Linked DNA regions of Homo sapiens: region 1 is linked to region 2. The links are chromatin loops, found by intact Hi-C in ENCODE. Cell type or tissue: GM12878. All regions are shown on one strand.

The links. A loop is a pair of places that touch in the nucleus more often than their neighbours do. Peaks named below come from ENCODE experiments on the same cell type or tissue, not always from the same donor. Only the 100,000 strongest peaks of a DNase experiment are listed, where the experiment ranks them.
Region 1: a loop joins it to region 2, with 2.5 times the contacts of the local background. A loop is called at or near these places in 1 of 110 quality-filtered maps.

The regions. Positions count from the first base shown.
Region 1 is chr4:27,715,290-27,723,289 of GRCh38, forward strand. It overlaps LOC105374548 (a long non-coding RNA gene), which reads left to right. Exons shown (of 4, transcript XR_925518.2): 4 at 3,393-3,960. Among named protein-coding and RNA genes, the nearest start is that of LINC02261, 500 kb to the left of the region's middle. In GM12878, no CTCF peak of the experiment used is centred here; DNase peaks (open chromatin) are centred at 4,922 and 5,202.
Region 2 is chr4:27,857,632-27,865,631 of GRCh38, forward strand. No RefSeq gene overlaps it. Among named protein-coding and RNA genes, the nearest start is that of LINC02261, 640 kb to the left of the region's middle. In GM12878, a CTCF peak has its summit at 3,856 (motif pointing right); a DNase peak (open chromatin) is centred at 4,425.

The sequences.
Region 1 (8,000 bases), 140 kb before region 2:
TTGCAATGTCTTTGCTCATGTAGAAATCTTGTTCTACATTGAAGAGTCTATATCCTCAGTGAAGCATTTCCATATATCCCCATTTAGAATCAATTACTTTTTTTTTTTTTTCTTTTTAGATAGAGTCTCACTCTGTTGCCAGGCTAGAGTGCAGAGGCACGATCTCGGCTCACTGCAACCTCCGCCGCCCGGGTTCAAGCAATTTTCCTGCCGCAGCCTCCCAAATAGCTGGGACTACAGGCGCCTGCCACCACACCCAGCTAATTTTTGTATTTTTAGTAGAGATGGGGTTTCACCGTGTTGACCAGGATGGTCTCGATCTCTTGACCTCATGATCCATCTGCCTTGGCCTCCCAAAGTGCTGGGATTACAGGTGTGAGCCACCGTGCCAGGCCCAATTAATGACTCCTTTATTTTTACCCTGTACCTTGCTTACTTATACCTTGATTATAATGTATTTATTTATACACTTGCTGTTGATGATTGTTGGCATTTGGTGGCCTCTATTAGATTATAAGCTCCTGGAATGCAAGGTGTCTGGCTTCTCCTTCTTTTCCTTTGCCTAGTTATCCCATAAATATTTGACCTGAAATTGGGACATCTCACCAATAACCCTCAAGATGAGTTCCTGCTTCCTCTTGTGTTATAAGAAGCAGATAAAACTCAACAATAATGAGAGGTCATTTTCTTTGTTTGAACATAGTTTTTAAGGTTTTGCATTCTCATTTATGTGAAAGATTTTTATTGTCCTCTACTTTTTCCTTTCGGTAGCTCCTAGACTCTATTATTATTTATATTAGTACAACTTAAAGGACTAGGGGTTGATCTTGTTTTATCAATTTGAAAAAAATATGGAGAATATATTATTTCAATTTTTATATTTGTGAGAATTCATAAAGATAACTTTTTCCTCAAGTGATTAGCTTAATACGTGGCAGTTATAGAACAGGCTAGCAATTACAGCAATCAAATGTTTAAAGTGTACACCACCACTTAACTGGTCTCATTGTTACATAAGTTGGAAATCCTGTATAACTAATGATGGATAACAGAGACACAGGCTTTTTTCATATTGCTCTGCTCACTCTTAGTTAACCTCTTCGAGTTGACTCTACTCTGCAGGAGTAAGCCACACTACCTTTCATGATGTTGGCTCCTGAATCTCACACCTGTCAGCATTGTCTTTCTAGATTATACAGAATGACTGGGTTACTGTTTAATAAATAATGCCTTGAAGAAGTTGAACTAACTAGAGGAAAATTACTGTATACATTGAGGTGTTCCTCTACTCCTTTCTCAATCCACAGTTCTGGGAAACTTTAATTCAACCTTGGATAGCTTTATATTGGAGAATGAAAAAAATCAAAGCACTCAAGGGTGGTCAGCTCTATTATTAGTGCCCTCCTCACTAATAGATATGAGTGCAGAATCTTCTTTCTCTAGACTTCATTGCTATAATAACCACTTATGCTGTAGAATCCACTTTGCCACTTTTTTTTTTCTTATTAGCTCTTTTGCTGTTGTCTTTTCCTCTGGAAGACATCCACATACTGGAAGAAGTTCCTTCTCTCTCTCCGCAGCAGTGAGGCAGCAATTTTGTGTAGGAAGTTGTGGGGGGTCATTAATGACTAGGAATAGAGGAGCTGTAAGCCTCATGTCCCAGATTGACACAGAGGGTTACAGGCCCTTCAAAATGTACTCCAGCCACTAAGGGAAAAGAATGACTCTTTTTCAGACAATCCATAGTTCAATATTGACAGGAGCATGAGAAGAAATTTCAGATTGCCTACTTCTGCTGGCTAGAAAGCCCTGTAATTGTGGCAGGCAGGGGGCAGAATGCCTTTGGTGGCTGACAGAGAAAATACTTGATCTGAGCTCTCAAAGCCTTTGTAGACATTTCTATCCAGAGAAGAGCACCAGGGCTGCATTAGCTGAGTCCTTGAGATGCAATTGAGGAGGCAATGCTATTTTCCTTCTGGCTGAGAGAAATGGCAGAGCCTCTTCGTAACAAATGATCATAAATTGCCTGTGTGTCTCCAAGGCAATGAGAGAACTTGCATCTTAGTACTAATGCAAGCTGCTCTCATACTTTTGAGTAGCGCTGGCCACTGGAAAGGAATAAGAGCCTGAGGATAAAGCTACCAAGACATATCTTTATCCCACAAGTAAGTGTAATCAAAAGTGAAAGGCTTTCAGCTGTTAAGTTACTTGAAAAACAGATTCTCAAAACTCAATAATTAAATCGAGAGGGGTGAAAGCCAGAAACTAAGATCAAGTAAAATTTGGAAAATTGGGAAGTGAAAGAATAAACAAGATCTTCAGCTAGAGTTAAACTTGGCTGTCAGCCCTATCCCATTTCTGTTTTTTGGTTTTGTTTTGTTTTAAATCCGGTATAAGGCCACGTGAGATATGACATAGAAATGTGTAATCAAAAAGCATGCGTATATTTGAAGTTTAAATTCATAGAAAAGTTCTCATTCAGTGCTCCTTAAGGCCATTTTGGCCAATTTAGAATTTTTGAGGTATACAATCTAGGTCATCTTTAAGCTTTCTAAGCTGCACTACTCCCTGGTTCTTTATAAATAATTTTGTGAGTACATATCAAATGTACAGATTTACAGTAAGTGATGCTATGTACTTACATTATGCTCATATCTATAGTTATAAAAAGTTCTTTAGAAGCCCTGGAGTGTCATATGTGTTTATAGATTTGCATTTATAAGAATTGGTTTAGCATAACACAGGCATGAAAATCTTGCTACCTGGTATTCTGTGCTTTTTAACAGGCTTGCTGATAACAATGTTGTTGATACCGATGGCAGCACCTATCATTTGGGAGGTGTTTCCAAGGTGCAAGACAATCTGCTAATTACTTAACACAGGTTATCTCACTTAATTCCTTCAACATCCTTATCATGATTATTGCTCTTACTGTTTGAGGAAGCTGAGGTTCAGAGAGGATAATCGGCTTGCTTAAGGTCATATCAATAGTAAATGGAGGATGATGGTTCTAAATGTATATTGCCCTAATTTCAAATGAAAAATATTAACAAAAGAGAGGGAATGATATGATAGAAAATGCTCTAATGTATTTGTTGAGAGATTTGGGATAAAGTTTTCACTTACATTTCATACCACTGTGCAGTGAACTTCTTTTGGTTTTGAGATCCAGCATATGGTCTTCCTTATTCTGGAATATTTATCCTAATCTGGCTTTGATAAAACACCACTTCTAGTGGTCAACCATTTCCATTTAGTGCTATTGACTCAACTCCTAACTGAATGGTTTGGGCCAAATTGGCTTATGGACCATTTTCCAGTCACCAAGTTTGGGATGAATATTTGCTAGAGCTCCTGGAATAAAATTGATCTCCCTCTCTCTTTTTCTGCAGGTACTACCAAAATATGCATTGGCATTTATTGGATAGTATGGTGTTCTATAGAAATATGAGGTTTGCAAATAAAGTAACTATTTGGACATTGTGGAAGGAAAAATCAAAGTTCTCTGTGACCATGTGCCTTTACAGTGTGACTTTTTCACAGCTTTCATCAAGACATGGAAGCTCTTTCCCCACCTCTTGCGTCTAGGCTGTGTTTTCACTTGCTTTGACCAATAGAAGATGAAAGAATGACATTATGCAATTGTAAGCCTTCGATTTTTACTCTTTGGGAACTCTAGCCAAAGACTACCACAAAAGGAAGCCAGTCTAGTCAGCTGGAGACTGATACACCATGAGGAAAAAAGATCCACAGTGATCAAGAAGACGGCCAGCTTCAACTGTCAGACCTACGAGTCTGGCCATCTTGCATCTTCCGACCCAGCTGATCCTGAGCTTAATGAAGCTACATGAGTGAGTGCTATGGAGAAAGCACAGCCAGCCAACATTCTTGTGAGAAATAACAAGTCTTTTTTTTTTCCTTCAGCTTTTATTTTAAGTTCTGGGGTACATGTGCAAGATGTGCTGGTTTGTTACATAGGTGAAGGTGTACCATGGTGGTTTGCTGTACAGATCAACCCATCACCTTGGTATTAAGTGCAGCATCCAATAGCTATTCTTCCTTGTGTTGTCTTTCCTCCCATCCCTTCCCCCGACAGGCCCCAGTGTGTATTGTTCTCTCACATGTGTCCATGTGTTCTCATTGTTCAGTTCCCACTCATAAGCAAGAGCATGTGGTGTTTGGTTTTCTGTTCCTGTGTTAGTTTGCTGAGGATAGCGGCTTCCAGCTTCATCCATGTCCCTGAAAAGTACACAATCTCATTCTTTTTTATGGCTGCATAGTATTTCATGGTGTATATGTACCGTATTTTCTTTATCCAATCTGTCATTGATGGGCATTTAGGTTGGTTCCATGTCTTTGCTATTTTGAATAGCGCTGCAATGAACATACGCATGCATGTGTCCTTATAATAGAATGATTTATATTCCTTTAGGTATATACCCAGTAATGGGATTGCTGGCTCAAATGGTATTTCTGCCTTTAGATCTTTGAGGAATCACCACACTGTCATCCACAATGGTTGAACTAATTTACACTCCCACCAAGAGTGTAAAAGCATTCTTTTCAGAATGAGAGAACATTTTTGCAATCTATCCATCTGACAAAGGTCTAATATCCAGAGTCTATGAGGAATTTAAACAAAGTTATGAGAAAAAAACAACCCCATTAAACTGTGGGCAAAGGACATAAAGAGACATTTCTCACAATAAGACATTCATGTGGTGAACAAACATATGAAAAAAAACTCAACATCACTGATCTTTAGAGAAATGTGAATCGAAACCACAAGAAGATACCATTTCACGCCAGTCAGAATGGCAGTTATTACAAATTGTTGTCTTTTAAGCCACATAGTTTTGTGGTGGTTTATTAAATGGCAATGGTTAACTGATGCAGTCACTATTGCTAGAGAACTGGGTGAGGCGGGGAGAATGATTACAGAGCAAGATAACAGAAAACCAATGGTTGCTTGGTGTTGTCACATGAGTTGCTAAATCAAGCTTTACATGAAGTCTGCCCTATAGCCAGATTTAGAATGTATGAGAGCATCTCCATTCCTCCCTCTCATTGCTTTTTGCAGGAGGTGGGAGAGATGACTTAAACCAATTTTATTTTATTAAGTTGTAATATACAGTAATAAATTACTCTGGTCACCACTTGTGTTGTTGGCTAATTCTTGATACAAAAGCGGTTTTATCATCTCTGGGTCTATTCATCATCTAAGAGACTGATAGAAAGATCATTATGCAAAACAAAGTTCTAAAGTGAGTATCACCCAAAATTAGAGTAAGAAAAAAACTCTAGTAGCTTTCATAGTATCTTTCCTTTGTTCATTTCTGAAATGAGTAAGGCTTTAAATAACACATAACCTACCTAAGTTAGCACTGCAGTTGAGACATTAAGTAATTTTTTTAAATAATCTGATGTTCATGATTTCCTGAGTGTGAAGCTAGTTTTTTTTTTCTTTTTTTTCTTTTTAATTATTATACTTTAAGTTTTAGGGTACATGTGCACAATGTGCAGGTTAGTTACATATGTATACGTGTGCCATGCTGGTGTGCTGCACCCATTAACTCGTCATTTAGCATTAGGTATATCTCCTAATGCTATCCCTACCCCCTCCCCCCGAAGCTAGTATTTTTAAAATAAATGATCCCTTCTAGTTCCTTCTTTGTGGAGAAAAAAAGGACATAATTTTCAATCTGAAATCAGAGGCTAGTACTTCACCCACATAATGGGGCAAGTCCAACATTTGATACAAATGTCAAGTAAAAAGAGTGACAGAAACTAGAAAAACTGGTGAGTTTTTTTTCTGGTTTGTTTTTCTGTTTAACCAATTATATTAAAATACAAATGTATTTGTTTTTGAAACACAATTAGAATAACCTTTGCAAACCTTTAAGCCTCTAGCATTCATTATTTAGATTAAGTCTTTAACACTGAAGTCTGGCTTTTATTCAGTCCTAGTGTGTCCAGAATTGGTTCCTTCCTGTGGGTACTTGCTCTCGCTGACTTCAAGAATGAAGCCACAGACCTTCAAGGTGAGTGTTATGGCTCTTAAAGATGGTGTGTCTGGAGTTTGTTCCTTCAGATGTTCAGATGTGTACAGAGTTTCTTCCTTCCGGTGGGTTCGTGGTCTCACGCTCACTTTAGGAGTGAAGCCACAGACCTTCGCAGTGAGTGTTACAGCTCTTAAAAGTAGTGCAGACACGAAGAGTGAGCAGCAGCAAGATTTATTGTGAAGAGCAAAACAACAAAGCTTCTACAGCATGGAAGGGGACCTGACCGGGTTGCGCTGCTGGCTCAGGTGGCCAGTTTTTATTCCCTTATTTGGCCCTGCCCACGTCCTGCTCATTGGTCCATTTTACAGAGTGCTGATTGGTGCATTTTCACAGAGTGCTGATTGGTGTGTTTACAATCCTTTAGCTAGACACAGAGTGCTGATTGGTACATTTACAATCCTCTAGCTAGACAGAAAAGTTCTCCAAGTCCCCACTCAACCCAGGAAGTCCAGCTAGCTTCACCTCTCACTGGTTTCTATACCTTGGCTTCTAAAACACTCAGTTTGAAAAATATCTCCTTAACAGTGCCATCAAATAGGAATATAACATAATCCAGTTTTTTGGTTTTTTTTTTGATGGAGTTTCACTGTTGTTGCCCAGGCTGGAGTGTGGTGGCATGATCTTGGCTTACTGCAACCTCCGCCTTCCATTTCAAGAGCTTCTTCTGCCTCAGCCTCTCGAGTAGCTGGGATTACAGGCACCCACCACCACGCCCTGATAATTTTTGTATTTTTAGTAGAGATGGGGTTTCACCATCTTGGCCAGGATGGTCTCGAACTCCTGACCTCATGATCTGCCCACTAGGCCTCCCAAAGTGCTGGGATTACAGGTGTGAGCCACTGCCCCTGACCATAATCTAGGTATTAAAAATGATGATCCAACCTTATATAGAAATGGTTGATTCAATAACTAAACTGAGTAAAGTGATAAAGATAAATGATAAAGCTTAGTTTTACTTGTAAGAAAAATAATCAAAGTTGAGTGTAGTATAAATCTCATTCAGTTTTCTGATTAAAAGATTTCAGGCATTCTAAAAGCCGTTCATTTACTTATTAAATGTATTAAGTAAGTACAATATGCCAGGCCCTGTGCTGAAAGGAATGAACAATTTTAAATTTTCTCAGGGAGTTTATAATCTCAGGGATGAGACAGGCAATTTTTCAGAGTCTGTTATAAAGCAACTTGGAATAATGAAAAGTAGTCAATGGGCAGAGTGAATTGGCCGTTCTCCTCAAAAAAAAAAAAACAAAAAACAAAAAACAGAAAAAAACAGTCTTGTTTTCCAGACTTAACACCTTGTTTAGTGTGGGACTTCATTCATGTTGTCCTTATTTCTCCACTGGTGTAGACACCTGCTTGTAGGATTGAAGTACATATGAAAGGGCAGCATCACTGCTAAATACCCATGTCTGGTTCTTCCCTCCTTCTAGTTACTTGGTAGGATTGTATTTGCTGACCTTCTGTGTAGGTGGGAAAAAGTGACTAATTCCAGGACATGAATTACAAATGGAAATAACTTATGCCACTATGGTGTGGAGCTTTTAACTTATGGAACAAATCTCTACATTTTTTTCCTGTTCTCTGGCAATATTCAAGATGATGACTGCTCTGATGTACAGTGTTCCCCCATTGACCTGCAGTGCACATGCAGAGGGAGAAAGGGGTCTACCGTTCTTGATGTAAGTCACTGAGATTTTGGCATTGTTCATTACTAGAACTTTAACCAGGGCATACTGAGTGAAACAAACATTTCGCTTACTTTTGTAACCGTCTACTTATGTGAACTGACATAGCAAGCAAAAGAAAAGGCGGAGTTACAGAGTGACTAGTTAGTCACTCCCCATAGCTGTCCCTATTTTTTCACTTATCTAAATGCCAATCCATGCATTACGAAGTCCTTCTAAATAGGCCCCGAAAGCTACAGATTGTACATACTTA
Region 2 (8,000 bases):
GTATGTCGAACCATCCTTGCATGTGTAGATGATTGGTCATGATGAATGATATTTTTAATGTGTGGTTGAATTCAGTTTACTAGTATTTTGCTGAGGATTTTTGCTTCTATATTTATCAGTGATATTGGCCTGTTGTTTTATCTTTTGTTGTATTCTTGTCAAGTTTTGACATCAGGGCAATACTGGCCTCATAGAATGAGCTTAGAAGTATTCAGATCTTTTCCAATTTTTTTGAATAATTTGGGTAGAAATAGTATTAATTCTTCTTAAATGTATGGTAGAATTTAGCACTGAAGTCATCAAGTCCAGAGCTTTTCTTTGATGGAAGACTTTTTATCACAGCTTTGATCTTGTTACTTGTTATTTGTTTATTAAAGTTTTCTATTTCTTCATGGTTCGATGTTGGTACGCTATATGTGTCCAGGAATTTCTTAGTTTCTTCTAGGTTTTTCAATTTGTTAGCATACAGTTGTACATAATAATCTCTAAAGACTTTTTTTTAAATCTGTTATTTCAGTTGTTATACATCCTTTTTTGTTTCTGATTTTATTTATTTGGTATGTTTTCTTATTTTATTTATTTATTTATTTGAGACAGGATCTTAATCTGTCACCCAGGCTGGAGTGCATTGTACAGTGGTATAATCTCTGCTCACTGCAACCTCTGCCTCTCAGGTTCAAATGATTCTTGTGCTTCAGTCTCCCAAGTAGCTGGGATTACAGGTGTGCACCATCACACCTGGCTAATTTTTGCATTTTTGGTAGAGATGGGGTTTTGCCATGTTGGCCAGGCTGGTCTCCAACTCCTGGCTTCAAGTGATCCACCCACCTCAGCCTCCCAAAGTGCTGGGATTACAGGTGTGAACCACTGTGCCCAGGCTTTTTGTTACTTTGGAAGCCTAGCTAAAGTTTTGTCAATTTGGTTTATGTTTTCAAAAAACCAACTTTTGTTTCATTGATCTTCTGTATTTTTTAGTTTCAAATTTATTTATTTATGTTCAGATTTTTCTTATTTCTTTGCTTCTACCAATTTCGGGTTGGGTTTGTTCTTGTTCTTTTTGTTCCTTGAGATACATCATTAAGTTGTTCATTTGTGGTCTTTTAACTTTTTTGATGTAGGTGTTTATTGCTATAAACTTCCTTCTTAGTACTATTTTTATTGTATTCCATAGATTTTCACATGTTGTATTTCCATTTTTATTTCAATACATTTTTAAATTTTCTTCTTAATTTCTCCATTAAACCGTTGTTGATTCAGGAGCATGCTGTTTAATTTTCATGTGTCTTTGCATTTTCTAAGGTTCCTCTGGTTATTGATGTCCAGTTTTATTCCATTGTGGTTAGAAATACTTGATATTCTTTCTATATATTTTTTAATTTCTTGAGACTTGTTTTGTGGCCTATGATATCATCTCGCTTGGAAAATGTTCCATGTGCTTATGAAAAGAATGTATATTCTTTAGCAGTTGGGTGAAATGTTTTATAAAAGTCAGTTAGGCCTGTGGTCCCAGCTACTCAGGAGGCTGAGGCAGGAGGATTGTTTCAGCTCAGGAATTTGGGCAGCAGTGAGCTGTGATCTTGCTACTGCACTCCAGCCTGGGTGACCAAGTGAGACTCTGTCTCTAAAGAAAAAAAAAAGTCAGTTAGACCTATTTGGTCCAGTGTGTATAGTGTGTAGCTGAACTCTGCTATCTCTTTGTCACTTTTTTTTTGAATATTCTGTTTGTGCTAATCGTGGGGTGTTGAATTCCCTTTATATAAATTGTATTGCAGTATATTCCTCCCTTTAAATCTATTGATGTTTGCTTCATATACTTGAGAGCACTCATGTTGGGTGCAAAGGTATTTATAATTGTTATATCCTCTTGCTAATCTGACGCTTTTATCATTATATAGTAACCTTCTTTCTCTGTTTTAACAATCTGTCTGTCTGTCTGTTTGTTTTACAGTCTTTTAACTTGGTCTGTTCTGTTTTGGTTTCCATTTGCATGAAATATCTTTTTCCACCATGCACAACCAGTCTGCCTGTCTTTATAGATGAAGTAGGTTTGTTGTAGGAAGCAAATAGTTCAGTCTTGTTTCTTAATCCATTCACACAGCTATGCCTTTTAATTGGAAAATTGAGTCCTATTAAATTTTTAAATTTTAATTTACATTTAGTTAGTACTGATAAGGAAGGCCTTAGTGCTGTCATTTTGTGCCTTGTTTTCTGGCTGTTTTGTAACTCCTGTCTTCGTTGTTTTTGTTTTGTTTTGTTTTTCTGTCTCACATTGCGGTTAAGGGATTTTCTCTGGTAGTATATTTTAATTGATTGCTTTTTATTTTTAGTGAACCTATTACATTGCATTGTGGTTACCATGGGGCTTTCAAAACACATTTTATACCAAGTTATTTAAAAGAAATGACAATTCATGTTAGATCACATAGAAAAGAATAGAAAACAAAAAGCAAATGGAAAAAAAAAAAACCTCTACACTATAAATTCTCCCCCTCCTCTCCAATATGTTGACTTCATGTTGTCTCCATTTACATATTTTATATTGCCTATCTCTTAACACGTTGCTGTACATATTATTGTTTTTGATAGAGTTTTCATTTGGGCTTTATATTAACTTTGTGAATAGATAGCACACCACAATTATATTATTAGAGTATTCTTGCTTTGTTTTTGTATTTAATTTTACCAGTGGGTTTTATATCTTGGAGGTTTTTTTTAATGTTAGTGTTTTATTCTTCAGATTGAAGAACTCTCTGTACCTTTTCTTGGAAGATGAGTCCGATGGTGGTAAATTTCCCAAACATTGTCTAAAAAACACTATATCTCTCCATATTTGAAGGATAGCTTTGCGGAATAGGAGTTTTATTCTTTCTTCCAGAACTTTGAAAATGTCATGCTACTCCCTCCTGTCCTGTATGGTTTCTGTTGACAAGTCTGTTGCCAGACAAATTGGAGGTCATTTATATGTTATTTACTTCTTTTATCTTACTTCTTATAGAATCCTTTCTTCTTCCTTAACCTTTGAGCATTTGATTATTATGCACTTGTAGTAGTCTTATTTGGCTCAAATCTGTTTTGTGTTTTCTGAACGTCCTTCAGTTGAATATTTATCTCTTTCTTAACTTTTGCAAAGTTTTCTGTTATTATTTATTTGAATAAGCTTTCTATACCTTACTTTTGCTCAACTCCTTCTTGAACACTAATAATTCTTAAATTTTGACTTTTTTTCTTTTTCTTTCTTTTTTTTTAACCTAGCCATTAACCACCTAATATAGATCTGGTCTTTTGAGGTAATTTTCTGTATCTTGTTTGCAATCTTTATGGCTTTTCATTTCTTTTTCTCTTCTGTTTTCAAATAACCTATCTTTGAGCTTACTCATTCTTTCTTCTTCTTGATGCACTCTAGTGTTGAGAGCCTTTGATTTTTTTTCAGTTCAGCGAATATATTTCTCAGTTCCAAAATTTCTCTTTGATTTTTTTAGTATATCAGTCTCTGTGTTAAATGTCTCATAAGTTTTTGAATTGCATTACTGTGTTATTTTGGAGGTCATTGATTTTCTTTAAAACTGCTGTATGAATTCTTGGTAAGAGAGTTCACATATCATTATCTCGTTAGGGTCAGTAACTAGTTCCTTGCTTTGTTCATTTGGGGAGGTGACAATTCACCATTTCTGTAGTTTTTTTGTGGATTTTCACCCACATTTGGCATTAAAGGGTTATTTCTTTCTTTCAGTCTTCTCTGTCTGGCTTTTTTGTTTGTTTTTTTAATTAGATACAATTGCTTACTCTTTGTAATTTACCTGTTGATCTTGTTTTTTCCCCACCAGCTCACTGCCTCTGTTTCAGCACTAGATGGTGCCTTAAGCCCAGGTTTGCTTTGGTTCTAGTAATCACATTGCCAAATGTGGGAGGTGCCAAAAGAATGCCCTGGAGTGCCAGAAAGCTTCCCAGGAGTTTGTGCCCAGGGAACCTGTGGAACAAACTTTCAACAGTGTGGTGCTACTGAACAGCTGTTCTGATTTGGCATCTTTTTCATCCGAATTATGGAGCAGAGTTTTTATAGCTGTGGATGGTCATCCCACCTCCCAATTTGGTCTCTGGCAGTCCTAAGGAATATTTATCCCTCCAGGCATTCTCAGTGCTTCCTATGGGTTGAGGCAGAAACAGTTCTCCTGCCAGAGAACACAATATATTGGGGAAATTGGTTGTCTGTCTCAATCTCCCTTTTTCCCGTGTAGAAACCGTGAGTTCGGGAAATTTTCCACAGGCTTTGTGCTGGGCACATTGCAGGGAAGTGCATTGTGAATGTAGAAGTCTGAATGTCTTACCATCTGCTGGAGGGTTTTTTTTTTTTTCTACTTCTCTGTGGCCACAGAAACTGACTCATTTTCATACTTGAGGTATAAAACGTTGCTAATAATAATCTCAGTGCTGTATATTTGTTTTGGGTTTCTGCGGGCCTGGGGAATGAAGCCTGCTTTCTTCTATGCCACCATTTTGGACCTTATTGAATTTCATGTGGCTCTGGGTAGCCATAACTGTTTTGAAAGAAAACAAAGTTAAGGACTTATGATTGTCAATTTCAAAACTTACTACAAAGCCACAGTAGTCAAACCAGTGTGGAACTGACATAAGCATAGATATATAGACAAGTGGAATAGACTTCATAATACAGAAAGAAATTTAAAATTGATTTTTGAAAAGAATGCAAAGACCATGGGGAATGACCAATTCACTCAAGAAGCAGAGCTGTGAAACTGGATAAACATATTCAAAAGAATGAGGTTGGACCCCTACCTCATGCCATATAAAAATTTTAACTCAAAATAGATTAATATTTAAATTAATAAGCTAAAACTGTAAGACACTGTAAGAAAATATAGAGGTAAATCTTCCTGACCTCAGGTTTGGCATGGATTCTTAGATTTGACACTGTAATCATGCACACAAAAAGTTAAAAATAAAAAGATAAACCTGACTTTTTAAAAGTTAAAACATTCATGCATCAAAAGATATTGTCAAGAAAGTGAAAATTCAACTTATGGCTTGGGGGAAATTTTGCAAATCATATGTGTGATAAGTATTGAATATCCAGAATCCATAAAATCTCTTATAACTCTAGCAAAAAACCTCAAACAACCCAATTCAAAAACAAGCAAATGATTCGAATAGATATTTCACCAAATAGGATATAAGCATCCAAGAAGTTCATGGGAAGATGTTCAACATCATTCACAATTAAGGAAATGCATATTATAACCACAATGAGATACCACTTTATACACACTTGGGTGGCTATAACCAAAACAATGGAAAATAAACGTTGGTAAGGATGTGGAGGTTGGAAGTCTTATACATTGCTGATGGGAATGTAAAGGGTGCAACCATTGTGGAGAACAGTTATATGGTTCCTCAAAGAGTTAAACATAGACTTATCATAGGACTCAGGAATTCTACTCCTAGGTATACGTGCAGGAGAAATAAAATATGTGTACATGCAGAAACTTGTCCATGATTGTTTATTGTCTCATATTCATAATAGCCTAAAGTGGCAACAACCTAGATCTATATTATTAGACAAATGGATAAACAAATTGTGGTACATATATACAATGAAATAATTATTCAGCCATAAAAAGCAGCAAATTTTGATAATGATACAACTTGGGCCAGCCCTAAAAACAATATTCTAAGGGAAAAAAACCACACAAAGGTTGCACATTGTACGATTCCTTTTACATAAAATATTCAAAATAAGCAGATTTATAGAGACAGAAAAACAGATCGGCAGTTTCCAGAGAATAGGTAAAGAGAAGATTTAGGATTGGCTAGTTTGTAGGCAGAGGGCTCTACTCTAATGATGAAAAGTTATGAAACTATTGTTGCACAACCTTGTGAACGCATTAAGTGCTGCTGAATTATATACTTTAATACTTTAATCTGATTTTTTATAAGTTATGTAAATTTCACTTTGATTATTTAAAAGAACCTTTTAAATGTAGTTCAGAATTGTCTTTCCTTAACTGCCCTTAAAATATCAAAGGAAATGAGTCCAAAATTCAGTCTCTCTAGTAACTTTTCTCCCAGGAACCTTCTCTTTTGTCCTCAAAATTCTCAATGTCTCAAAGAGCGAAGGAAAGAATCATTTTATCTTTGAAAATCCTATAATATTCCTAGGTGACATAGAGACAACACATTCTACCACTTATTTTCACCTTACACTGCCTCAGCATACAAAAATTGTACGGTGGTGAAACTTGATAACCTACCTCTTGACTTTCCTTTATCCCAACCTTTTTCTGTCTTACTAAGATCTCTTACTACCCAGCTGAGCTTAGTGCTGATACTCCAGCATAACTATTAGGAAGAGAGCAATTTTTAGATGCGAAACATTGAGTAATAAGCCTTTTGCATCTGCACACACGTTTATCACGTTTATATATTTGTGAGTATGCAGTACTTTCCTACATTTTATGGTGTTATCAAATTAGGTTATATTATCACTTCAAATAACTCTATCCTAATGGTTTACAGGTATGTAAGCACTTCTATTAATTAAACTTTCTAAAACTTCAGGGAATTGGACTTACAAAACTTTCAATGTGCCTAAAAGTATGCCTTTAGAAACTAACATGTTTTAAGACTTTGACCACTTTATTTAGGAATTTTTGTTTGCAAACAAGACTAATTTAATATGCTTCGTTTAATAAATCAACTGTCTTCTGATTTACCCGTGTCAAATAAAAAAACAGATATGCATTTTACCCCACTTGGATAGTTCTTCTTCAGGTTATGCTGGTTTACTGTTTGACTAAGATAGCATTGCATCTACTAGATCATTAAGATCATAAAAATTGTAAATTTGTGCTCAACCAAATTAAAGCATTATTCTGACAACTCTATTTCAACAATCATATTTTGCAGTGGGTAAACTTGAGGATAGTTTTCAAGATCATTAGGTAACTTAAAACTCTGAACATATGCCAAATTATGTTATTTAATGGATATTCATTGCATAACTGGATCATTTCTAAGCAAGAAAAATACTGAAGTATTAAATACAGAGCATAATTTAAATTTATATACTTTTGGCCTCATTTTTAATATTTTTACAGAGATAGACTGTATATATATGTGTATATATATACACACACACACACATATACATATACACATATATATATATACACACACACACAATCATTTTTGTACCTTAGAATTTGCACTATAAAGAATGTGGATGGCTATAAAAAAAGTCCTAAGATGTATATTTATAGGTTTTGCTGGTCTAATTCAAAATGCTGGTATATGACAGTTTAAAATTAACTACTTCTTAGTTTTCTTTGTGAAATTGAACTTACTGTGGTTAAAAGCTCTAATTACTATATATGAATGAGAGGATCATAGGAGCCATAATACAGAGAGGAACAATTTTTTATGGAAGGTATAAAATATGTGTTAAGGGAAAAGAAAATATTACTGCCCTAAAGTAAATTGACTATCCTAGAATGACAAAGAAGAAAGTGTAGGATAAAATCTGAATGCATATAGACAATTTTAGAAAGTCTGGAAAAAAGAAATTTCATTTGCCCCCACCAAAGCTGGCTATGTTTTGATGGGTTTAGCTTTAATATCAAATATTATATTCATGCAAAACTAAATTTCGTTTTCTCTCCATTAAACTGACAAAATTATCTCGGGATTTTTGGTTTGCTTTTAGTAAAAGTTTGCAAAGATTTTTCTTTACCTTCTGAGTAATCTGCCTAGAAGGCAAAGATTCTATGTAATTGAAAAAATTTCAGATGGAGAGGATACTGTCTTCTCACGTTTAAAAGATCTAAGATTCTTTATAAGCATGTTACCTCTTATGTTTACTTAAAAAATATTTTACAGCTACTTAACTAGTCAAGTATTGTTTTTCTTAATAACTTATGATTTTATTAAATTGTTAGAATCTCCTGAATATTTTGTTATTTTGCCATCCCCAAATCAGATCATAAATG